6 separate regions of the Homo sapiens genome follow, and regions 1, 3, 4, 5 and 6 are each linked to region 2. The links are chromatin loops, found by intact Hi-C in ENCODE. Cell type or tissue: endothelial cell of umbilical vein. All regions are shown on one strand. Region 1 overlaps GBX2-AS1 (GBX2 and ASB18 antisense RNA 1). Region 2 overlaps COPS8-DT (COPS8 divergent transcript). Region 3 overlaps AGAP1 (ArfGAP with GTPase domain, ankyrin repeat and PH domain 1). Region 4 overlaps DRC11 (dynein regulatory complex subunit 11). Region 5 overlaps DRC11 (dynein regulatory complex subunit 11). Region 6 has its middle 45 kb from the start of ASB18.

Evidence for each region. Peaks named below come from ENCODE experiments on the same cell type or tissue, not always from the same donor. Only the 100,000 strongest peaks of a DNase experiment are listed, where the experiment ranks them.
Region 1: a loop joins it to region 2, with 8 times the contacts of the local background. A loop is called at or near these places in 7 of 110 quality-filtered maps.
Region 3: a loop joins it to region 2, with 15 times the contacts of the local background. A loop is called at or near these places in 43 of 110 quality-filtered maps.
Region 4: it touches region 2 in a loop (8-fold over the local background); 104 of 110 quality-filtered maps call a loop at or near these places.
Region 5: a loop joins it to region 2, with 9 times the contacts of the local background. A loop is called at or near these places in 104 of 110 quality-filtered maps.
Region 6: it touches region 2 in a loop (17-fold over the local background); 2 of 110 quality-filtered maps call a loop at or near these places.

What each region holds. Positions count from the first base shown.
Region 1 is chr2:236,176,312-236,180,311 of GRCh38, reverse strand. All of the region lies in intron 1 of GBX2-AS1 (GBX2 and ASB18 antisense RNA 1), which reads right to left. Among named protein-coding and RNA genes, the nearest start is that of GBX2, 9.9 kb to the right of the region's middle. RefSeq lists enhancers at 1-472, 473-990 and silencers at 1,932-2,226, 2,432-2,726. In endothelial cell of umbilical vein, CTCF peaks have their summits at 2,067 (motif pointing right), 2,567 and 3,676; DNase peaks (open chromatin) are centred at 61, 1,041, 2,061 and 2,441; H3K4me3 peaks cover 2,269 bases; H3K27ac peaks cover 2,523 bases.
Region 2 is chr2:237,070,254-237,074,253 of GRCh38, reverse strand. The region is part of intron 1 of COPS8-DT (COPS8 divergent transcript); the gene reads left to right. Among named protein-coding and RNA genes, the nearest start is that of COPS8-DT, 14 kb to the left of the region's middle. In endothelial cell of umbilical vein, a CTCF peak has its summit at 1,722 (motif pointing right); DNase peaks (open chromatin) are centred at 573 and 1,723; H3K27ac peaks cover 1,279 bases.
Region 3 is chr2:235,777,495-235,781,494 of GRCh38, reverse strand. The region is part of intron 6 of AGAP1 (ArfGAP with GTPase domain, ankyrin repeat and PH domain 1); the gene reads right to left. The region is part of intron 2 of LOC105373942 (a long non-coding RNA gene); the gene reads left to right. Among named protein-coding and RNA genes, the nearest start is that of TNRC17, 260 kb to the right of the region's middle. In endothelial cell of umbilical vein, a CTCF peak has its summit at 1,897 (motif pointing left); a DNase peak (open chromatin) is centred at 1,874.
Region 4 is chr2:236,351,709-236,355,708 of GRCh38, reverse strand. The region is part of intron 15 of DRC11 (dynein regulatory complex subunit 11); the gene reads left to right. It overlaps LOC105373945 (a long non-coding RNA gene), which reads right to left. Exons shown (of 5, transcript XR_007088138.1): 3 at 444-1,208; 4 at 237-342. Among named protein-coding and RNA genes, the nearest start is that of IQCA1-AS1, 37 kb to the left of the region's middle. RefSeq lists enhancers at 3,028-3,527, 3,528-4,000. In endothelial cell of umbilical vein, a CTCF peak has its summit at 2,485 (motif pointing left); a DNase peak (open chromatin) is centred at 2,408.
Region 5 is chr2:236,341,962-236,345,961 of GRCh38, reverse strand. It overlaps DRC11 (dynein regulatory complex subunit 11), which reads left to right. Exons shown (of 19, transcript NM_024726.5): 16 at 1,319-1,405. The region is part of intron 1 of LOC105373945 (a long non-coding RNA gene); the gene reads right to left. Among named protein-coding and RNA genes, the nearest start is that of IQCA1-AS1, 47 kb to the left of the region's middle. RefSeq lists enhancers at 2,598-3,512, 3,513-4,000. In endothelial cell of umbilical vein, a CTCF peak has its summit at 2,219 (motif pointing left); a DNase peak (open chromatin) is centred at 2,181.
Region 6 is chr2:236,307,614-236,311,613 of GRCh38, reverse strand. It overlaps a transcript of DRC11 not described here. Among named protein-coding and RNA genes, the nearest start is that of ASB18, 45 kb to the right of the region's middle. In endothelial cell of umbilical vein, a CTCF peak has its summit at 1,873 (motif pointing left); no DNase peak of the experiment used is centred here.

The sequences.
Region 1 (4,000 bases), 890 kb after region 2:
CACATAAAAATGTGATTATGGGTTCTAAACAGAACGCAGTAGGCTCCTAGTTAACACAATGAGATTTCTAGGAAGTGATGCATAAATTCTTCAAAAATGACACATTTCTCACGTTCCATTCCAATTAAATTACTGAGGCAGCTAACAGCCATGAGCACAAAGTACGGGATAAAATGAGGGTTTGCTTCTTGTAACTGTGTCTCTGTGAAAGTATATTTTTATGAGAAGCAGTTAATATTAAGCTATTATTTTTCAGCTGTGCTGGAAGGGATGTCTTGAGCCTTTCTTGTCGCGCTCTCCCCAGAAGAGCCTCCCCCTTTGTTTCTTGGGTTTGCTGATAGGAAGAGCGCGTTGCTCCACCGGCTACCGCCTTCACCTGGGGCTTTGGAGTGAAAGGGACCAGCCCAGGAAGGGGTCCCCAGCACCAGTCCCCAAGGGTGGGTGTAATCGCTGCCCAGAGGCCCTCAGCCAGGAGATTCAAAGGTGGGAGGCGCCCCCTCCGCTCCGCTCCCCCTACCCGCAGCGCCCGGCCGGGACGGGAGGTGCGGGGCTGGCCCCCACTCGCGATCCGCGAACACGCGGGGCCTGTCCTCCACGCCCAGCTCAGGCTTCAGGGACACGAGCGCCCCGCGGCTGCGCGGCGTGGGAGGGGGTTCCGACAGCCTGCGGAGCCCAGCCCCACCCTCCCCAGACCCGCTGGCAGCAAGAGGGGTTCAGGGCTGTTGCCCCGGGAAGGAGGCCCGAAGAGCTTGCAGCCGCCGGGAGGGGTGGGGCGGGAGGGGGCGTCGGAAGACAAAAGGATGTGAGGCTTTAAATTCAAAAAGATGTTTTGAAAGCCAAGCGCTGGGGTTTGAAAGGCGCTGGGAGGACGGCGGCAGAGCGATCCCAATCAGAAATGCGATTTGAAGTCCTAATGAACTTGATTGCGTGAACATTTATAATCCCCCATGGCCCTAAATGAAATCAGATATAATCAGAAGATACAGGGAAGGGAGTGTTTACAGCCGACGCCGGGCGGCCGCGGGACGGGGAGATGCGGCCCCGGTATTGATGTCGAAAATGATGGATAACGCGGGAATGGCAAATATACTATTTGTCTAATGGCTCGGCAATTAAATTCCCCTGTAAATGACCCATGCCTCATTTCATCCTAATCTATGGAATTTTGATTGAATTCGTCAGCTCTAATTGAAAAATACTGCACTTTAATGTCTGCATTGCAGTTTCAGGACGAGAGTGGTTTTAATGAGACAGTGCCCCCATGACCCGGGAATATTTGAGACTTTTATTCGGAATTTAAAGCCAGGAGATTGCTCGACTGAGCCCTGAGATTTCCTCTCCTGTATCCACGTCCATCCATCTCCAGACGCGATTTAATAAACGCACTTAAGGATAAATGCGCCCCCGACCCTCGCGCCAACGTGTTACCCCACGGGCGCCCCTCCTCGGAATAAGGGACGGCGGAGGCCGGGGAGGCGGGGGAGTTGGGGGGCTCAGAAGGTCCTGGTCCCTCCCCGGCCCAAGTTTCCCTGCCCTCCCTGCCACCCTGGTCCCCAGGCACTGTCGCGGACCCCAGACTCCGCCTTCCCTAGGCCAAACCTAGGCGACCTCCCTGGACTAGGAGGCCTGGCTGCCTGCCACCCGCGCACCGGAAGAAGGGACTCGCGCACTCGGAGAAGGGGCCGGGCCCCGACGCGCTTTATATGCAAATGGCGAGGCGAAGCCATCCCTGAGAAATTAGCTACTTGCTGAAGCATATTTACTAGATTGAAATGAGTTAAAGAGAAACATTTTAAGTCGTGCAAACGAGATAATTGGGCCGCATTAAAGCTGGGGATGTTTGCTCCTTTCAAAAAAAAAAAAAAAAAAAAAAAACCGCCGGAGGAGGAGGAGAGCAGTAAAAGCACGCGTAGAAATGAAGCCCCAGCTGGTCAGAGACCGGAAATCCGGTAGTGCACGGGACGGGTTCCCTCGGGGATCTCGGAGGGGAGACCCCCACCCGGGAGGACTGGAGGCAGCGCCTCTCCCGCCCCGGCGCGCGCAGCCTATTTCCCTCTTTCCAAGGGGCCAATCCCCACCGCGGCCCGCAGGGGGCGCGCTCAAGGCAAGGTCCCGCGGCGAGAACGGTGCCCAGTGGGAGCGAAGGGCGAGGCCAGCCCTTGGTCCTTGGCCGGCAGTTCGGGTCCCGCCTCCAAATTCGCCCCCCTCCCCCCCGCCATCTCCAGCGGTGTTCAAAACTCTGATGGCATGGGGGGGTTGAGGGGGTGGCCCTGGGGAGACGGAGTGTGGGGGCAAGCAAGAGGTCTAGGTGCACGCGTTGCCTATCCCTGGCCCACGAGAATGTAGCTAAGGTTTTGCACACATATTTAAAGTAAAATAATCAAAAATGACAGAAAAGGCTTCTCCCTGGGAAGGCCGTGCCTGGCGCCCTGGCGATGCCAGACTTGGTGCTGAGAGCAGACGACAGAGGGAGGACTCTCCAGGGCCAGACACGGCCTCCGCACCTCCGTCTCGGTTCGTGCAATGGGGATGGCGCTGCGCCCACCCAGTAGAGGCGCTCGCGAGCTCTCCCTTCCCAGGAGAGGCGTCGTATGTTGTGAAATGTCACACTGCATCCTGTTCCATTGGGTGGCCTCTGGTCTGTTTTTAGATGTTCCAGAGGCCGGGCGCGGTGCCTCACGCCTGTAATCCCAGCACTTTGGGAGGCCGAGACAGGTGGATCACTTGAGGTCAGGAGTTCGAGACCAGCCTGGCCAACATGGCGAAACCCTGTCTCTACTAAAAATACAAAAATGAACCGGGCGTGGTGGCACGTGCCTGTAATTCCAGCTACTTGGGAGGCTGAGGCAGGAGAATCGCTTGGACCTAGGAGACAGAGGTTGCAGTGGGCCGAGATTGCGCCACTGCATTCCAGCCTGGGTGTCAGAGTGAGACTCTGTCTCAAAAATTAATTAATCAATTAATAATAAATAAATAAATAATGCCCCAGAATCTGGAGCCCAGAGGCTGCCCTCCCACGGCTACTCTCACTCCGAGAGCACAGGCTTTCGCCCCTGGCTGGCCCGCGCTCCCCAAGCGCCCTGCAGCGTGCTCGCTCCTGCAGCTGCCCTCCTGAGCATCCTCTCTGGGCCAGGCGCCCGGCCCACGTGTGCTACACGATCGAGTTCAGTGCCCAGTGCCCATATCAACTCGTGCTATATTAATTATCCCCTTTTTGAGACACAGTCAGGCCGCTGGTGGAGGAGAGCGGGGATTCCTGCCCACTAGGCAAATAGAACCGCAGATGGGGAGTGGCCTCAGCTGCAGCCCAGGACCCTCAGGCCCAGACGTCCGACGGCTTCCTATCTATCCCCTTCCGGGACCTGCTCAGGGTGAGGCAGAGCCGGGAGAACCTTACATGGATTCTATAAGGAAGCCGAGGCAGATTTTCTAAGATCACCTCCAAAATCTGACGGTATTTCTTACACCTTCAGCAATCACGGAGGTCTGATATTTTTTCCCCATCGTTTATGACAAAGGCTTCTCTGGTGGCCTGGATGTTTAAAATGAAAAGAAACTGGAGATCTTTTTCCTGTCCAACTATAGGACATACCTCTCAGCCCTTCTGACCCCTGGGGATGGACAGTCCTGTCCTACCCTGGATCAGAGCCCAGCCAGCCTCCACTGCGGATGCCATTACTTACGCAGTGCATAGGGGGCGCTCCGGGTGCTTGAGCGCCCTGCACACCCACGAGGCTCTTCAGGTTAATACTTCAAAAATTGTGAAGGCTTAAATAAAACTGTTTCCTGCCATTCCCTCATTAACTATAAAATCTATAGTACTTATTTGAGTTATGTTTACAGATAGGAAATAACCTTGTTAGACAGCTAAAAATATAATGTAAAACTACATTATAAAGTTCACTTCATTTTAAAGTATAAATTTCCAAATAACTTAGAATATGGGGAATTAAATGAACGTGAAGCTTTTTTGGTTAGAATAAAGTTAAACTTTAAAAAG
Region 2 (4,000 bases):
CACACACTTTTAAACACCCAGATCTCAGGAGAACTCACTCACTATCGCGAGAACACCACCAAGGCAATGGTGCTAAACCATTCATGAGAAATCCACCCCTGTGATCCAACCACCTCCCACCAGGCCCCACTTCCAACACTGGGGATTACAATCAGACATGAGATTTGGCGGGACAGATCCAAAGCATATCAGCTGGGCAGATGCTTTCAGCTCCCATGGCAATTCTGACAAAGAGGACAAAAGCATGTCCAGATGCTGCTCTCCCCTCATAACTTGCTCTCCTGGATCTCAGTTCAGGGGCCGGGCCAGGAGAGCCAGGGACAGGACAGCCATGTTGACCTCCAAGGAGTCCCCTTCTCTCTTTATAGTTGCCCTCCCCAGTATCATCTGTCTGCCTGAGACATCTGTTTTCTGTCCTGCAATACTTCCTACTTGTTTATGCTGATTACTTCTATCTTCCACATTCTTCCATGCCCACAGAATCACTCAGAACCCTATCCATTCCCACTGGGTTCAGGCTCTAGTACTCTTATCTCGTTCTCTCGGATTTTCTCCTGTTGTGTTAGGTCATTTCCTCCACGCCCAGCCTTTTTGCATAGTTTTCTTGTGTGCAGGCAGCTCTCTTCTAGTCAATCACAGCTGACTTTCCCGTGGAGCCTGGGCATGGCTTCAGAGTCCTCCCAACAAATAACTTCAGCCTGCTTCTACCAAAAGATCAGAGTGGGCGTGCAAGAAGAAACTTGTCGGCATTTCTGTGCTAAAATGAAGGCTGCTACCAAATTATTTGCCCCAGATTTCTTGTGGTTGCCACGTCCCGTGTGCTTGATCAGGGGCCCTAATCCTGAGCATTGCCCGTCCCTCCCCTCTCCTGCCTTCTGCTTACTCAGAGCTCTCCAACTCCAAGTACACTTTGCACCCAAGCCCGTCTGTATCACAGTGACCCCCCAAGCCTAATCCAGTTCTTATACTAGCGACACACATTGATTTCAAAGCTTGGAGCATCTCAGCGTAGCCTTATGTCAGAGTCACCAAAGTCACCTTAGGTTATTGGGAGCCTCCCGCCAGTGGACTTTTCCCACAGTGCCTAGCCCAGCCACCTTGAAAACAGTATGTGATCAGTAAGCTTTCTCAAAGGGATGACTTATACTTTCTTAGAAAAACTAGGCTTTGGAGTTGCTTAATGGAAAGTCAATATTCAGTGAGAAAAGAAACATAACAATGTTGGGAATCAAAAAGAATTAATCATGTATTTTGAGGGAACCAAGCAGAGACGGTCATGTTTTTCCTAGGCAGTTAATAGCGATGCGTTTGAGAGCCCAGGCTTGAGAATCCTGGCACTGACCGCGTGACCTTGAGCAAGGCCATAGCCCCTCTCCGAGTCTATGCCTGCACCTGTAAAACTATGGTTAACAGACAGGCTGCATGGTAAGGCTGTCTTAAGCATTGCGTTAGATTATTCTTGGCTCAGGACGTGGGCAAATAAATGGTGATTTTTGTTAATTATAGGAATGCTAGGTTGGGATGTCCCACGACCTTATTCACACAGGGTTTTAAGACATGTCTTTTTTACCTTTGATAGTGGAAATCAAGCATTATACTTAACTTGAGGGAATGCAGTCTTGGGAAATAATTTCCAATGTTCTTCCCTCCCAAGTAGAGGTGAGAGGGTAAAGCCAGACATGGATGTCTGGAGATCTTCAGTGCAATCTCAGTCTTTCCCACCAGGGGGCGCTGTGGCACCATGCAGGATCCTTAATTTCCCACTGGCTGAGGGAAAGCGGACAGGCCTTGGGTTGGGCCTAACTTTTCCTCCTCTCTTTATTTTTTCTTTCCCCAAAAATTACTTTTTAAGTGGCAGTCCCTTTAAGTGTGCTTTCGGGGAGTCCCTTTCCAGGTGCTGTATGTTTGTCTAAGTCTTGACAGGCTTCCTCGCGCTGCATCCCCTTCTTGGCTCCATCCTGAATCAGGTTGTCCAATCCGAGTGGACCTCGTCCTTGTCCGTGAGGCTGGGAGAAAGGTCGTGATCAGCCCGAAGCATCCGTGGAAAAACTGGATGAAGTTCCCGGGAGAGTAGGAGGGGAAGGTATCAGGAAGGCTTTCCTCTGGGCACCGCTAGGTCTTTGCGCTAGGAAGGGCGTTCTGCAGGGAGCACAGTCCGGTCCCTACAGAAACGCCAGGCGCTTCTACTGCAGGTTCCCGGGGAAATAGACTTTTTGTTCATCATAACTTTACACAGCGTTCATGGCCTTCTCAAAGGGGTGTGTGAGCCCCAGGGGTACTGAGTCCCTGGCCTCTATAGAAAACTTCCATGGCCATAGGAGGGGCCGACAGGAACCAGCTTGAGGCTGTTGCATGTCCTGGGAGGTACCTGTCTGATAAGAGTTGAGGATGCTTTTTAAACTGGATTCGGCTGGATTTGAATGACCATTTATTAAGCTACCTCATTTGATTCATCTGCAATACTCATGACACCAAATGAAGAACCGAGGTTCAGAGAAGTCAGATAACTAACCCAAGGTCACACAAGTCTCAGGGATTTAAACTCAGGGCTCTCTGACTCCAAAGCCCATGTTCTCAGCAGCACTGCACAGATTGAGGAGGCCCCACAGCACCAATGAGTGTTCACCCCAGTTATGTCCAAACTCCTGGGGATCAGTGCCAGAGACAGCCTGGAAATGGCTTTATACCCAGTCACAGCAGAATATCTGAGGCCACACTGTGAATCCATGTTCTTCCTGATAACCCTTTCAATTTCAAATGGACTCCACACTGGGATCCACTCTGCCTACTTCCCCATTCCAAGTTCTACTCATTCCCACCCAGGTCTGTTCTTCTCTTTCCAGGAGCCATTTTCTTATTAAGCACCTACTGAGTGCCAGACACTTCACTAAGTGCTGGGATACAGCGGCAAATACACTCAGCCCTCACACTAGAGTGAACCATATTGCCTTGAGGAATTCCTTTAGTTCTCTTGGGGTTTTCTAGAATTTACTAGTCTATTTCTTTATCAATTAAGATTACATATCAATCCCAAAACTTAGCAGATTAATACAACAGACATGGGTTATCTCATGCTTTTTGTGGCTCAGGAATCCTTGTGTAGCTTAGTTGTGTTCTCTCTATCAGGGTCACTCATGAGGCTGTGATTAAGGTGTTGTCTGGGGCTGTGGTCTCATCTCAAGGCTCAACTGGGGAAGGATCCCATTCCAAGATCACTTATATGGTTGTTGGTAGGATTCATTGTACCCTTCCCCAGCAGGATTTCTGCGATATTCTGGGGGAAGGGTACACAAAATGTTGCTGATGAAAAAGAGTCAAACTGTGTAAAATATTTGAAGCGATTCATTCTGAGCCAAATGTGAGGAATCATGACCTGTGACACAGCCCCAGGAGGTCCTGAGAACATGGGCCCAAAGTGGTTGGGTTTTATACATTTTAGAAAAACATAAGATATCGATCAATACAGGTAAGATATGCATTTGTTTGGTCTGGAAAGGTGGGACAACTCAAAGCACGGTGGGGGTGTGCTTATAGGTCATAGATAGATGAAAAGATTTTCTGATTGGCAATTGGTTATTATATTATCTAAAGACCTGGAATCAATAGAAAGCAGTATCCAGGTTAAGATAAGGAGCTGTGGAGATCAAGGTTCTTATTGTGGAGAATAGATGGTATATGTCTCTTATTAGGCCTTAAAAGGTGCAAACTCTTAGTTAATTCTCTCCTGGATCAGAAAAAGATCTGAAAAGGGGAGATGATTCTGTATAGAGTGTAGGTTTTCCCCACATGAGACAGCTTTCCAGGGCTATTAAAAATATGTCAAAGGAATATATTTTGGGGTAAAATGCTTTGATTTCTTTCAGTGCCTGCTATCTGTCATGTGATGGTACATTAGAGTCAGGTTATCTTATTGCTACAAAGAGTCTGTTTTGTCCATCTTTTTTTTTTTTTTTTTTTTTTTTGAGATGGAGTCTGGATCTGTCGCCCAGGCTGGAGTGCA
Region 3 (4,000 bases), 1.3 Mb after region 2:
CACAGAAAAGGCATCATAGAGCATTTATTATAAATCTTACAAAACATCTAAGGCCCCTTTGCACTTTAATCATGTGATAACAGTTACAATAAGATTGTATTAAAAATTTAAACTGCCCTACTTAAGCAATTTACCTTCAAACGTCCATTTCCAGGGAATGAATCCAAGGGATATGAATGTCGAACCCCTGGACAGATTTATTGCACCAAAGAATATTTCTCCCAATATAGCTCTGATGAGTGAAGTCTAATGACTTTAGTTTTATTACTTTTTAAGCACTTAATGGGAAAATTTAGACATTTTCACAAGACTGAGCTTCAACAAGAATGGTACATTTAAAAAATGACAGGTAGGGAAAGGTCTGTAAGATTACTTTAGACATACCCAGATTAAATATAATCAGTGGAAATTTTAAGGCAATGACTAATATCACAGGTTTGCCTCTGTCATTATTAGTTTGGGTTTCTTTTTTTAAAATGTCTTAAATAATTGTCCAGAGAATATTTAGCAAAGAGTGGCTGCAGAGAATTTTATTCTTATACATGTAAAATTTTAAAGCCATTTAAAAACCCCACAGTATTTAATTTTTTTTCCCACACTTATAAACCACCTACCTTGAAGAGGCTACACAGCAGATACCATCATTATCTCAGTATAATTACCCCAGCCTCGGCCAGGATCAACTGTTTCTACCACCAACCAGACTGTCAGCGGGAGAACTATCTTCAAAATGTTCAGAAGCAAATCTAAAAGTTTTCCTTTACTTGAAGTAATTTTTCCCCCAACTTAAACCCACAGCTGTGATCCCTCAGATTTCAATTAATGCCTAGGCAGTAATCCTATCAATCACCAAGGACTATAAATTTCTTATCTTTCTCATTAGCTACACCGTTGCACAGCTTAAATATAAACATACCTTGCCACAGCACTGTAAATTACTTGGCCGAGCAACTCTACCCACCGTCAGAAGGGGCAGGAATGATTTCAGCAAATCTGTGGTGTGCTTGCTGCACTAAAGCTGATTTACACTTCTCCAAAAAAATAAAAAACCACCAAGAATCACACTGACAGAAGATCTCTTTGAGTTTGCTTACTTGGCTTAAAACTGGTAATGACCTGTCTTTATTAGTATTACTAAGTTTTATGGGCAGAATCCAATTTTCTGTGGAAATACATATATATATATTTTGCTGCATCTGCCAATGATATCTTTTGCAGTTACCTGTAGCTATTAATTTTCTTAAACCTAAATTCCTCAACTTATTTTTTAAAGCTGTAAAAAAAGAAAAAAAGCAACAAACTATCTTCTTCTTGAAATAAAATTAGGCACCACTGTATCAAGAAATGGTGAAAACAGGAGGTAGGGGTGGAGGTGGGAGGGGCAGCCCCCCCCAGGAATGTCACCTCCTATTTCAAACACTCTTTTAGGCTAACGTGGTGATACCATCACTCCAGGTCTTGCATGAACCGCTTCATCAAATTTTCTCTAAGGAGATTGTGCAGTCCAATTCTTTAATGGAATAGAGGCTATTTATGCCATTTGCTGTTAAGTACAAACTTTGCAGCGTACATTCCAAGCACGAGTGGTGAGGATTTTGCTGCTGCTGCCCTTTACAAAGCAGCTACCAGGGGTCCCGGCTTTAGGCTGCACAGTTCTGACAGCGGTCCAGGCTTCAGCCATGAGCTTCCAGTTTCCTATCACATTCACTTTATGCCTAATTTAATTCATTGTATCTTTCAAATTAAAATGGATGTAGCACATTAACTGGTTTTCACCTTCAGTCTGCAAAGCCTGTAGGTTACTGATGATCTCACCTGAAGGAAACCAGGGGCAGGGATGTCTGAGCCTCAGCCCCAAGGGCACCTCTAGCCAGGGCGGTACTGCCATCTAGTGGCCTCCGCTTTTCCAAGGAGCAGCTTGGGCTCTGGACTCGCAGAGCTGAAGGGCAGAACCCGGAGAGCCAGCGGGTTCTGAGTGCTGAGCTGAGCTCTGACAAATTCTCACATAGCCAAATATGGCATTCGAAGAGCCTGGAGGGGTAAGTGGTGACCAGACAGACTAAGGTCCTACGGGATGAAATGTAACCAATATTCATCCCCAATTATTTTTAGATTACAAACAACCCAAGAGTGGCCGAGGCCCCTCAAAAAAAGTCAAACCCAACACAGTCTTAAAAGCAGAGCTAAATCGTTAGGTTGGAGACTGTGTGAATTGTATCTTGGCGAGGCTGTATTTTAAAAATAACACAAGTCACCTGAATCCACTGATGTGTCTACAAGGATTTTTCTCCCTCGAGTCTTCTAGCTGCTCCTCATCAAGTTACTGAGGCTTCCTTGCAGATGAGTCTGTGTTCTTGGTAAATGTTCATAGGTTGCCTAACAGGGGTGGGGAGCGCCGAAGCTGACTGCCTGGGTTCCCAGCTCAGTGAGGCAATTTATGACCTGCATGATCTTTACCAAGTTACCTGGCCCTTTTGTGGCTCAGTTTCCTTATCTGTAAAACATACACACAGGATATGCTTCTTGGGGTTGGTGAGGGAAGTCAGTTGATCCATGTGAGGCACAGAGAGGGTGCCAGCCTCCTGCAGTGAGGACTGCCACGGGGCTGGAGAGGCCACAGAGATGCAGGTGACAAAGATGTGGTGCCCGGGCTGGCATCCCTAATATGAGGGTCTAGATGTGGTTGTTCCTGATCCCATGGGGTTTACAGTCTAGACCAAGAACACAGCCATCAGAGGCCACCGTCATCTCCAGGCCATGCTGAGTCCTACCTTGTGTGGGGCCCTGCTCCAAGCACTGGCAGGACCTCTATCATCACCAGTTTCCCAGATGAGGACCCTGGCACTGCGTCTCCAGTCAGGGGAGCCACATGGTAGCCGGGAATTCCGACCTCAGAACTGAACTAGGGAGGAGAGGGGGAAGAAACACTCCCTGGGAAGCCAGAAGCTGGAGCTCTATGCTCACAGATAAGGAGCGAGTGAGTGAGGGGCCTGGGGCAGGAGGAAGAGCACGGAGCAGGAAGCATGAGGACAGGGACTCTTAAGAACCTCGAAGAACCTTCTGGCTCTCAGGACCCACAGCACAGTGGTGGTCTGAGAAAGACACTAAAGAGATGCTGTCTGATTAGACGTGAAATAAAATTCCCTGCTGGCTGCACTGGTCAAAGAACTGGGGGAAATGGGTGGATACCCAAAGTGGAAAGTGCAGAAGGAAACCCAGGCGGGGCGATGGTGGCTGGGGCCAGGGCTCTGATGGCAAGGGTCGTACAAGGTACATGAACCAATACAACCTGGTGCTCAAGCAGCCACAGGGAGGAAGGGAGGGGAGTCAGAGTGGCCCAGGGGTCTAACCTGAGCCAGGGACAGAGGGGCCACCCAGCTGGGGCCCAGGTGTGATGTCAAGGACACAGCTGATATTTAAGTCTCAAGCTCAGAGAAAGGGTCTCAGTGGCCAGAAATGTGAGTGCCTCGGTGAAACACACAGATATGAGATCGCCCAGGTCTGAGGCAGAGGGTGAGGGCAGCGGGCTCAGGGCAGAGCCAGGAGGGGCCAAGGAAGTCCCCTCCTTCCAACCACTACAAACATTTCAAAGGTACAGAAAATGTAACATACAACAGATAAACCCCATAAACCCACTAATATCCAATAAATACAAGTCCTTTGCCATATTTGTTCTATCTCTGTATGTGTCAACTGAGTCAATTACATCACAGCCATCATTCGTTAACGTCTCAAACACTTGAGCGTGCACCTTTATCAGGACATCTGCCTACCTAGTCCTTATGCCAATGGCGGTGCTCTAGGAAGGTGCTGGGCAGGAGGCTTGAACGTGCTCAGGTGACAGCTGAAGGCACTTAGGACCAGCGTCGGATTCTGAGAAGGCGATTGGAGGGGTGCAGGTGAGACAGCTGTGACTCGTCCTCTATGGCAACAGGACATGGCGAGTACAGCCAGCGTAATTTGCTGGTGAAACAACGGTTTCTGCTCCCAGAGGCAGACG
Region 4 (4,000 bases), 720 kb after region 2:
TAATACATATGTTAGTCTCATTTTACAAGGTGAATATCAGTAAGGATAACCCAAGGCCTACATCTGGCCCCTAAAACAGGGCTAATCAAAAAGGAGGGGGAGAGGAAAGAGAGGAGTAAGGACATGGGGAGAGGGACACAGGATTTAGCGGCTCCAGTGCAGCCTCGGGTATGGACACGGTGGGAGGCCAGTGCCCTGAGTCTTGAGTGGGTCGTCCATGAAGAGGCCAGGCTCACCTTCCACTGCGTGCGGACGCAGCTGCAGGCTGAGGAGCGACATGCACATAGGCTGCAGAACCTTTTCTTTTTTACATAGACTATTTTTCAGAGCAGTTTTCGGTTCCTGGCAAAAGGGAGGAGAAAGTGCAGAGAGCGCCCACATAGCCTGCTCCCACATAGGCAGGGCCTCCCCACTCTCCCCGCCCCACAGTGGGCCACACTGACCATGTGCTACAGTGAGGAACACAGACAGACACCTCACTAGCGCCCAGAGTCCATCAAAACCCACTGTGGGTGGGGATGCCGGCGTCTGTACGGCCAACGAGGCCTCTGCCATTGTTTCCCCTGCCTGGAACATCGGTGTCAGTCCTGGGAGGCCACGTCAAACCAGACACCCGGGAGGGGCCCAGGGTGGGGAGGGAGCCTAGACCCCGACACATAGGAAACTTCTCGGAATTCAGACACATGCACCTGCAAAGAAAGAAGGAGAAAAAAGAACACAAAAGAAAGGCCCCTAGACCAGGGTGGGCCATGTAGCCGGGTCCAGCTGTGTCAGAGGCTGCCGTGGGAAGGGGACTCCCAGGAGGAAGGCAACAAGAGAGCCAGGCTTCTCCAGGACCCGGGATACATGTCCCACTCCACCTGTCCAGTGACGACAGGGAGCACCCCACACAGGGAGGGCATCAGGCTGTGGAGGCCCCGGGCACTGTGTGTCAGTCAGGTGTGGAAACACACTCTGCAGGCTGTCAATCACCAAAAACACAGAGTGGCATCCGCAGGTGTTGTGTATCAGGCAGTGGGGACAAGGCGGGACCAGGGTTTGATGCCACGAGCATTCAAAATGTTTAGGCAACCCAGAAACACTCGGGGTGGGGGCGATGGAGGTACCTTGGGAAGTTGAGAATGGCTTTGCACACAGGCTTCTCCAAGCTGGCTAGAGTCCATTCCACCTGGCGAGAATTCATTGGCCATAGTGTGGTGGGCAGTGGGCTGGGGAGGAGACGGGGCTTCAAGAGTTAAGTTCAGGTGGTTTGTAAGCCTGACGCCCCCCACCATCCAACACCTTCCCATTGAACACAGTCTGGATAAGCACTAATTGCATCAACATGTTCCTGTTACTAGCACCAACCTGCCCCCCACACACACACATGCACACTAATACACTCACACACATGCACACACATGCACACATGTACACACTAACATAAACTCATACACACACACGCACACATGTGCACACTAACATACCTCATACTAACATACGCACATGCACACACATACATTGACACACACACACATTGACCACAGACATACACGCATGTCCCCTCCTAGTTACTGTGCCCAGTCTTTCCTGTGAGCCCCTGCATCCCAGCTCCTCTCTAGTTCTTTGCTTTGCCTCAGTTTACCAGCCCAGCCAGGCTTCTCATTCTAGTATACCTCTGCCCTTCTTTTGATGATCATCTATGGTTTATATCCAGCTAATTGCAGTGAGGACTTGAAGTAACCTCCGCAAGTACATAAAAGGTATTACAAGGAAATAGAAACTTAAAATGTAATTTTTAAATAGTGGAAATGCAGGCCAAAATGTCATATGAAGTATTTAAACAGAATCCAAGTGACCACAGTATGGGAAAGTGAGCCCCCTCCCCCTGCAAATAAGCCTTACGCCCCTGCACCCTCCCTAACCCCTAACCCCGCAGCACCTCACTCAGCGACACCCATTCAGACACAGGCAGCTGCACCCTCCACAGGCAGGGACCGTGTCTCCCAACTCCCAGACACCCCTGCTTCCCACCACAGAGCTCTCAGATGCTCCGTAAATATGTGTGGGATGAATGAATGAATGAATGAGTTTCAGCCGAGACACATCAGCTGAAAAAAATAGTAGCTGTTTTTTTTCCTGCAGTTCTCCTTGGCAAGCAAAATAGGATCCTTTCAGAGAGAACCTCCAAAACGTCCAGGGGTCATCTGGGCAGAGCATCTTCATAACCCATGCATGCCGAAACACAAACAGGTTTTAATTGAGCCATTATCCCCTGAGAATCTAATTCTGATGGTGAATGTTTGACAGTGTTTCTTTGGAAAATACAAAAGATCAAGCCCATAAAATGCATGTGGATAGAGACGTCTTTAGTTGTTTGCTAGAACTTCCTAGAATTTGAAAAGGCACACGGTGGAAATTTGTCTTTATTTCATAATTGACACACAACAAAAACCCTCTAGTGATATTTGATAGTAGCGAAGAGCCCTCTACTGGCAGGTGACGTGAACTACCCGACAGAACTCTGGAAAGTTCAATTACGAATTAATTAATGTAATTGTCCGTGACCTCAAACTATCTGTGGGTAATTTAAATGAAGCCTTTTCATAGCTAAATGAAAATTAGAAAAGCAAAGGATACCATTTTTCATTAGCAAATTGGCAGAGAGTTTTTTACTATTAATACTTGTCGAGGAGAAGAGTGTAGAGAGCCAGAGCCCTCATTTATTCCTGGGGAGAGTGTAAACAGATGGAACCCCTGGGGGGGCAGTGTGACAGTACGCATAAAAACGACACGCACAGAATGTCCAGGCCCCTCCACCTGGAAGCCTCTCCTGGCAGTCATTCTAAGGAAATTCTCAGCCAGGTGCCCTAAATAAGTACTATTTGGGGTAGTAAAAGATGGAAACCATCTATACATTCAAAACCAGGGGATTAATTAGAACCGTAATGCTGGTGCTTCCTGTTAAAATGATAACGGAGAAATAACTTTCATATGACATGAACAAGGCAGCCCGTAAAGCAGTATGTGTTGAACAAGATCCCATTTTCGTAAAGGATCTGTAAGGACAGGAAGTGTTCAACGGTTGATTCTAGGTGGAGGGAGAAGAGGTGTTGTTTATGCCATTCAGTATATTCTGAGATTTTTACTAAAGAACACTGCTTTTCCACAAACTCTAAGGGCAGATTTTATTCCCAGCAGATGCGCCTGCCAACATTTCTTGTCTGGCCTGCACACTTCCTGCAGCAGCAGCCACCCTATCCCCCAGTGTCTGTGGTGCAAGGAAGATGAGCCCTTCTCCTCCCAGCCCATCCTCCTGCCTTCTGTCCCTAGCCCACGCTATCCCCAGACATTTCCTGGGCACTGACTACCCCATGCGCCACGTCCTCCCCAGGCTTACTGTCTGCCCGTCTTTGTGAAGGAGCTCTCCCTGTCACCTGGCTCTGTTCCCTCCACTCCCCGCCAAGGCCACCAGTGACCTCCTCATTACCAAACTCTCTGGCCAGCACAGGCCACCGCTGGCCGCCCCCCTCCTGCTCATTGGCCCCCTGGCTTCGAGGCTAGCTATCGCTCCAGACCCATCCCTTCTATCCACGGCTGCTGCCCCTTGGCAGCCCGGACCTCCTCCTCTATCATCGTCTTCCCTGTGTGGCCCCGGGCTCTCTGTCACCCTCTCCCGGCCTCATCTACTGTCCCCCTTTACTCGAGAATTCCTTCCATCCATTCTTGAGGCGTCCACTGCCATTGCTGTGGCCTCGGAGGCCCTTTCTGCCCTTGCCTCTCTCCTCTTCTCTGGCCCCAGCAGCCCTCCCTGCCTGCCCTGCTGCCCAGGGGCTCATGGCAGCTGGCACTGACCCCCTCATTACCATCCACTGGGCATCTAGCATCGAGACCCCTCCTGCAACCCACAACCCACTGTCATTGAGGCTGGCCAGTCCTGCCCTCCCCATCCTGCCCTGCCTATCCCCCGCTGCGGGCTCTCATCTTCTCCCCACAGCAGCCCCGCAGCACCTCCCTGCCT
Region 5 (4,000 bases), 730 kb after region 2:
CCTGACTTGCCACTTCGTACATAATGACAGGGAGGCAGACACAGTAGAGTGTCCCTAGCGATTTTTCCATCACTCACTGAATGACTGTCTTGGTTTAAAATCATGCCTGCTGCCTTAATGATGTTTTAAGAAATATAAAAATAGGAGTACATAACGCTGTATTCACCATGGCTTTTATCTGTCACAATTTCGCACAAAGCACAAATTGTTGCAAAAATACCTGAACTTCGCTATCACAGGGGTGCTTTGAAGAGATTGTTAGGTGTACAGCAATTATTCATGGGCCCAGGGTAAGTCCCATCCCAGCTCTGTCGCGAGGCCCTGCTTGTCCAGAGGGGCTCGGAGCCACCTTTCAGGGGGAGCCTAGGCCACAAAGGCACAGCCAAACAGAGATGAACAAATAGCCTCGTGGGGGCCCGAGTGCTGAAACGGTTTTTCTCATGGTAAGCAAACTTGAATAAACCCGGGAACGGCCAGAGGCGGTAATTAAAACTCGTGGCCCAGTTCTCCATTCATTTTCAGCAGAAAACTGTGGGTTTCTTTCAAGCCAAACTGAGAGGATGTTGAGGTCCTAGAGCAGAATGTTTGTCCTCAAGCTTGTCCTGCCTGTCAGAACAGGACTGACAGAGGAGCGGTTGGGGGGGGTGGGGACTTGTCCTGCTGTGAAGGAAGGGACGTGGTGGGGCAGGTTGTAGCTGCAGAACACATTTCTGTGCCTGTGCAGCAGAGCTGATGAGCCGCACGGGGAGAGCAGGTGCACACCTGAGAGGGAAGCGCGTTTACAGCCAGGGCTCTGCACACCCCAGAGGGAAGCGCATTTACAACCAGGGCTCTGCACACCCCAGAGGGAAGCACGTTTACAACCAGGGCTCTGCACACCCCAGAGGGAAGCACGTTCACAGCCAGGGCTCTGCACACCCCAGAGGGAAGCACATTTACAACCAGGGCTCTGCACACCCCAGAGGGAAGCGCATTTACAACCAGGGCTCTGCACACCCCAGAGGGAAGCACATTTACAACCAGGGCTCTGCACACCCCAGAGAGAAGCACGTTTACAACCAGGGCTCTGCACACCCCAGAGGGAAGCACGTTTATAACCAGGGCTCTGCACACCTGAGAGGGAAGCGCATTTACAACCAGGGCTCTGCACACCCCAGAGGGAAGCACGTTCACAGCCAGGGCTCTGCACACCCCAGAGGGAAGCACAGTTACAACCAGGGCTCTGCACACCCCAGAAGGAAGCGCATTTACAACCAGGGCTCTGCACACCTGAGAGGGAAGTGCATTTACAACCAGGGCCCTGCCTTTTCCTCTGCAGGTGGCTCGACAGCTCCAGCCCTCCGTGGTGTGGATTGAAGACACAGAAAAAACCTTCTACAAAAAAGTTCCCAACGCAGAAAAGATGGTGAGGACTTTCTCATGCCTTACTTTTGCCTTTTCTTTCCTCCAAAGGAGGCCCTTACCAAGGCCTACCTCTACTTTTTGAGAAGGTCTTGCCTTTTCAAGCGAGGAAGGAAACACTGGGGCTCTCTGTAGTGGTCTCTGTCTGCCCTAACTGTATTTGAAAGGGTTCTGTGGTCTGACTTTATGAGACATAGTTTAGAAGGAAAGAAAGTGTGGAAGAAAGGGGAGAGGGATTTTCCACCCAAACATACGATTCAGAGGTAAGAAACAATTTAGAGAACTCTGCTCAGTTAAAGCAAATGGCACACATAGGAGTTATTATTAGGATTTCCTATTGTTCATCATAATAAATAGCAAAAGGCCCACAATTGATGAACAAAGACCCTCAGCAGAACTGCTAAGTGCACCACATTCGGGCCTCCAGGGAGTCCTTTTTCAATTGCTTCCTTCCTTCTTTTCTCTCCTTTCAATGGTCCCCCTCCTCCACCACTTCCCCCCACAAATCACCAGCAAATTTCCCACAAGTTAAAAAAAATGTGCAGATACACGAGATTGTTATTCCACATCAATTTGCACCAAAGCAAATAGTGGTTAACTGTGAATTTCTGATTAAATTCATAAGGATTTTAATCACTTTTGATCCTTATGTATTATACATCACTTTTCGCAGGTAGAGATGATTTGGATAAAGAGTGGAAGCTCAATCTTTTCTTCCCCAAATGAGCCTTGATTGCCCTGTCATTTCAGAAAGTCTTCAGAGAACTCATTTATTATTTAATCTGGGACTCTTGTAGTTCACTCCCTCTGCTGGCGAAGTTGCTGCATTGCAGAAAAACTTGAAAAGGTCCACAAGTAGGTATGCAAAATGGATGGCAGGAATGACCGGGTTCTCCACCAGGTCCCACGTCTAAGAGAAATGCAGGGCAGTGTTTCGTCTCACGTGTCACACACCTGGAGTTATCAGAAACCTGGCTCATTCATGGGCAGGGGCTACTCCCTCTCCCACCAGACATAAGCCTGGGGAGTGGAAGACACTGGCCTGGAACTCAGGCCAGCAGTGAACAGCATTCACACAGCTGGCTGTGTGTCCTTAAACAAGTAACTTAACCTCTCTGAGCCTCCGCTTCCTTTACTATTAAATGAAAGCATTTCAGCCCGCACGGCCTCTGAGTTCATGCAGCCCCCTGCATTCTCCCACAGTGCCCTGGGCTTGCCATCAGTGCTTGCGGCTGCCTGCTCACTGCACATCTGAGTCTGGGAGAGCAAGGGGAACGGGAATGTTCCTCCTGAGAGAGCCAGAGGAGCACTGGGGAAGGAGCGCTGAGAGGGGGCCTCTGAGAGAAAGCTGGAGGCAGGGAATGAAATATACCCTGTAGACACCCTCGCATAAAGGGAGTGGATGTGAGGGGAAGGAGGCGCGCTGAGGAGGGAGCTGAAAGCCGTGAAGAAGCAGCCGAGCCTGCGGAACCCTGCCTTGAATCAGCCCTTGTGCTCCTGACACAGAGCGAACCTCTCAGCACCATCCCCGATTCCCGCAAACCCTGCCCATGCCTAGCTTTGTCCCTGTAGGAAATGAAGGCCACTGGAGGCATGGTCTTTGCTGTGGATGAACTGGACGTTTTCTCTGTTCACTTCCCATTAGAGGAGTCCGTCGTGTGTTGGGGAGGTCAACTGCACTGAGGACCAGGAGTCACACCCTGGGATAAGTCCTAGGGGACTGCAAGCCAAAGGGCACCCTGGCTTCCTGAGCATCTGCAAGGCCGGCGAGGGGACCTGAGCCACCCCAGACTCAGAGCTGCAAGAGGCATGAATGCCATCCTCCACCTCCCACCCCCAGTATTTCCACCCCCAGCTCCAATGCTGCAGCAGGAGAGGAGCGGGGGAGGAAACCATTGCGTGTGCATGCCCAGCTCTACACGGAACTCCAGCTCCACTCGGCCTGCACCGTGCAGTGATGGCATTGCGGGGCCTGCCCCTCAGGGAGCAGGGCTGCAGAGTTCCTGCTGCCTTCCTGCGTCTCCAGAGCCATGACTGGGCCAGTCCTGCTGTCCTTCCCAGCCTCTGAGACTCTGTGTCTCACCCAAGATCCTCTGCCACCAGGGCCCCAGGTGGCCATGAGCATTGGACGTCCACATTCTGAAGGTGACCAAAAGCCAAGGGCAGCAGAGGCATCCACAGGTGAGAGGAGCCCAGGAGGCATCGTAACCTGCTCCTCATTGCATCACTCAGCCACCTAGGGAGCCTAGTCCTTCCTCCCACCTGCCCCGGCCTCTGTCCCAAAGGCTGCCCTGATCCCAAGGGCACAGAGGCACAGAGAAGAACATCCAGGAGGCTGGCACTCCACCAGCTACGGGTGCCATACAGGCAGCAGGGCCGACCTTGCCCTGGGGTTGAGGGACTCCGGGAAATCCCCTTGAAAATCCAGTGACTGAATGCACCCTCCGGCCCCTCTGCCTTTGGGTGAGGCCCCTCCCGCAATAAGAGGCAGGAAGCTCACCCGGGGATTGGGGCATGGCGAAGATCAGTGACGCCACCCGAGCATGGAAGCCAAACTTCCCGGGCGCAGGGACACTGTTGCGGACAGGAAAAGGAGGAC
Region 6 (4,000 bases), 760 kb after region 2:
TAGTATCCCGATAACTGCTTCACTGGGACCACCCTCTGCTACCACAGTAACCAGCAGACCTCCAGGATCCTAAGAAAACAGGAATACTGGATGCAGAGCAAGGTCAGTTCTGGCCACGTCTGGAGAAATGTGACCAGAATGAGATAGGGAAGGTGAAGGACAAGGCTCACTCTTGATAAGACACAGGAGCAAGGCCCCACTTTGAGCCTCTTCCCTGGGATCGGGAGAAACTGGTAGACACAAGACTGCCAGCAGATTCCTGAGCTCACAGGGAGCTTGAGCTCTGCCTGCTGCCTCCAACCCTGTGGAGTGAGCACCACCACCTGCTACCTCCAACACAACCCACCCAGGTGTGGCGCTTGCCCTGCTGGCCAGGCTCGAGTGTATATGGGGCTCAGAAGGGTGGGGAGATCTCATTGAGAGGCAGTGAGGCCTTGGCGGAAGCTGATACCAGCTAGAAACCGATGCCTCCCCACGGCACACACCTGGGGGCTGTGCAGAGACCTGCACTTGGCCAAGGGACCCCCAAGGCTCCCTGAGCACAGTGTGTCGTCCCCAGAGGTGAGATTGGTTGGCGCTTGACTCAAACAGCCAGAGCAGGCATGATAGCTCCCTCTTGAAAGATAGATTTTACTCCAAGTGGAAACTAATTGATTCTCCCTCAGCAACTTTCCCAATTGGCTAGAATTCTACAACTGACAGATCGGTGAATGGGGAGGTTACTTTTATATAAAACAGTGAGCCACAGACTTCAAAGCATTCTCTAAGGGAAGCTTAATTACATCCTCCCCAACAAGACATCCAAAATACCCTCGCCTAGCTTTTGTGTGTGTATTTATATGAGGCACAATGCCCACGTCCTGTGACATTAGTATTTCTCTTCACATCACTGGAAATCTGAGTACTTTGGAACTGGTTGGAGCAAATTATAATGCACCCAGCCAGGGCCTTTTGTTACGCAGCCCTTCGACAGTGGTGCCTGTCTGGCCCTCTGAAAGCCCAGGGACCACTGGAGTTCATTTGAGAACACTCAACCCCAAGTTGGTCGTGCAAATTATTTCTGCTCTATGCAGAGAGTCTTTATTTTCCTCATGACATCAAGTGACTTTGAATCTTGCATGATACATACTCACACATACACAGGGGAAAGGATTATGGCACTACCAGGATTAAATAATGCTGATAATAATGAGTTGATGAAACTGGAACCATCAAGGCTCCCTGTATGTCCCTGGGGCACAGTAGTGCCGTGTCCAGTTGGGGAGGAACTTCTGGACTGCCAGGGCTGAGTTTCTTCTGCAGATGTTTCTGTGCCATCCTCCAAATGCTTAGCATCTGGATTTGGGATACCTTGGGCCTTGGTGAAGCCAGCTCCTGCCTTTTCTCCTGGGCCCAGGAAAGGGAGGAGTGTAGATCTTTCCCAGGTCAACCAAGGCAAAGGTGGCAACCAGACAGCAAAGGATCCCCACTGCTGCTTCATGGGCCTGTCCTCCTAGGCTTAGCAGTGACCTTGCTGGTGGCCAGGCTGCCCTACACCCTTTTCTTTGTGAGGAAGGTGGACCCAGCCTCTCCCACACCCATCACTGATCAAACTGCGGGCAGGCACGGGTGCACAGGCAGCACCAGAGAGCTTGCCACCCCAGGAGGGATTGGCACCAGCTCTTCTCACCAAGATTGCTCCTCCGGTGGCCAAGGGTGCCCAAGCAGAGATGCCAGTCACTCAGCTCAAGGCCTCCCTCCTTGGTGAGGCTGGAAACATCCCTCCGTCCTCCAGGAGCACGGTGAGAGCTGGATGAGGAGGTGGACCGTCGGGCACCTGCCCGGGGTCCAGTTGAAAGGGACACCAACACAACACTGGGGTCACAGTGCCCTCAAGTGGAGACTTGCAAGCACTGCTCTCCATCAATTCCAGGTTAAGAACATGCTCTAGGATGACCCATGCGTGTCAGAAATCTCTTATTCTAAATATAAAGATGGAGACGTGTCATTTTGTGGATGAGTATATTTATTTGCTAACAGGAAATAAGCTATTCGCCATTTCCAGTAAGTAAATGTTGGACAAATATTTAAAGAATGTCCGTTTTGAGCCTGCCTGGGGGGCCTCCACACCTCCTCCTGCCCCTGCCTTCCCACCCACTCTGCAAATGCTCACAGGCAATGACCACCTGTGAGTAAACAGGATGTCTCTGTGAGTAAACGGGATGTCTCTTCCTTGGGACCCTGGAACCTCTCGGGATGGGCTAGACTTGGTAGAAAGGGAAGGAAGGGTAATTAGGACTGAAAGAAACACTCATTTAATGAACATTTTCACTGGGCCGATTTTGTGCAAGGCTCCAGTAGCTATCGACCTTGTGATGCACGGTGTGGTTCTGAAGTGTGGACTGACAGGGCCAGGGCACAGCACAACCTCGGGGAGTGCCTGGAGCAGGGAGCCGCCGCGAGGGAGTTCTCGGCCACTGTGCGGCTGCTTATGTCCTATAGGAAACGCACAGCGCAGGTAACACGTGTATTCTGATGCCTCTCTTGTGGGTCTCACCTGGTCATCAGCCATTAACCTTTTCTCTTGGCTTCTCATCACCTGCCAGGTGCTGCCCGGAAAGGAAGAGAAAGACTTTGGCTTAAAGGTGGACCCCAGAGCTCCCAACAGCTGGAGGCTCCCACTCACAGCTCCCCTGCAGCAGAAGCACGTGTTCCTTTTTTCTTGTTGTTGTTTCATTGCTTTAAGTTTTATTTTAACTGTTGGATAATAATTGTGCATATTTATGGGGCACAGTGTGGTGGTCCAATACCTGCCCTCCTGTGTTCACTGCAGCACTATTCACAATAGTCAAGATATGGTATCAACCCTAGCGTCCATCTATGGAGGGATGGATTAAAAGAATGTGGTATATACACAGATGGAATACTATTCCACCATAAAACTCAATGAATTCCTTTTCAACAACATGGATGAGCCTAGAGGATACCATGTTAAGTGGAATTAGCCAAGCACAGAAGGACAAATGCTGCACATTCCTTCTGGATGGAAGGCAGAGCCCCCACACTGGCCACAGAGGGCTCACTATCACACAGCAGCGCTAGCGTGAGCTGCCACAGCTGCCCATCTGGGCCACTCACAACTGTACCACGAGTATCCCCACACAGAGATCTCTGTGCATTGCTGCATCTGTGTCTACTGGGTATGTTCCCGAAAGTGGCACAGCTGCATGGAGGCTCACACACACAGAAGGTGATGTGAAGAATAAAAATCACAGACCAGGGGACACGGCCTCCTGCCAGCCCTCCAAGGGGGGTCTCCTGGATGATGGACACCCCCAGCAGAGGATGCCTGTCAATCATTCCTGCCATCAGAGGAACTGCCCAAAGGCAGGTGTGTTCCACACTGAGAGAAGCAAGGCCTGGTTGGAGACATTTTCTGAATTGTCAGTGTCTGCAAATGCCTTCAGAGGAACCCAGACACTGACTGGTTCCACCCTCTCCCAGGTCACTTTTCAGTTGGCAAAGCAAGCACAGCACGATGTCTGTATCATTGCAAGCGCATGAGGACGCCTGCGTCACTGCAAGCACACGAGGACGCCTGCGTCACTGCAAGCACACGAGGACGCCTGCGTCACTGCAAGCACACGAGGACGCTTGTGTCACTGCAAGCACACGAGGACGCTTGTGTCACTGCAAGCACACCACGATGCTTGTGCCCCCGCAAGCATATGAGGACACCTGTGTCACTGTGCATTTAAAAGGCCCCAGGACCTCCCAGCCACACCCAGACACAAAAGGGAAGAAGAAAGCAGCAGGGAAGCTATTGTCAGGGAAAAGCTGAAATGAATTCCAAATACATTGAGAGTAGAGAAAATGCTTCCATCAGATTTTAATTCCACACCCTCAACACCGGTGGGATGAACATTTCTGAAAGGCAGCTCCATAGAATGTTGCTGCAAGAGTCTGGCATCCTCACACCCCCTGCCTTAGATGATCCTAGAGGACACCCCCGCCATCACCC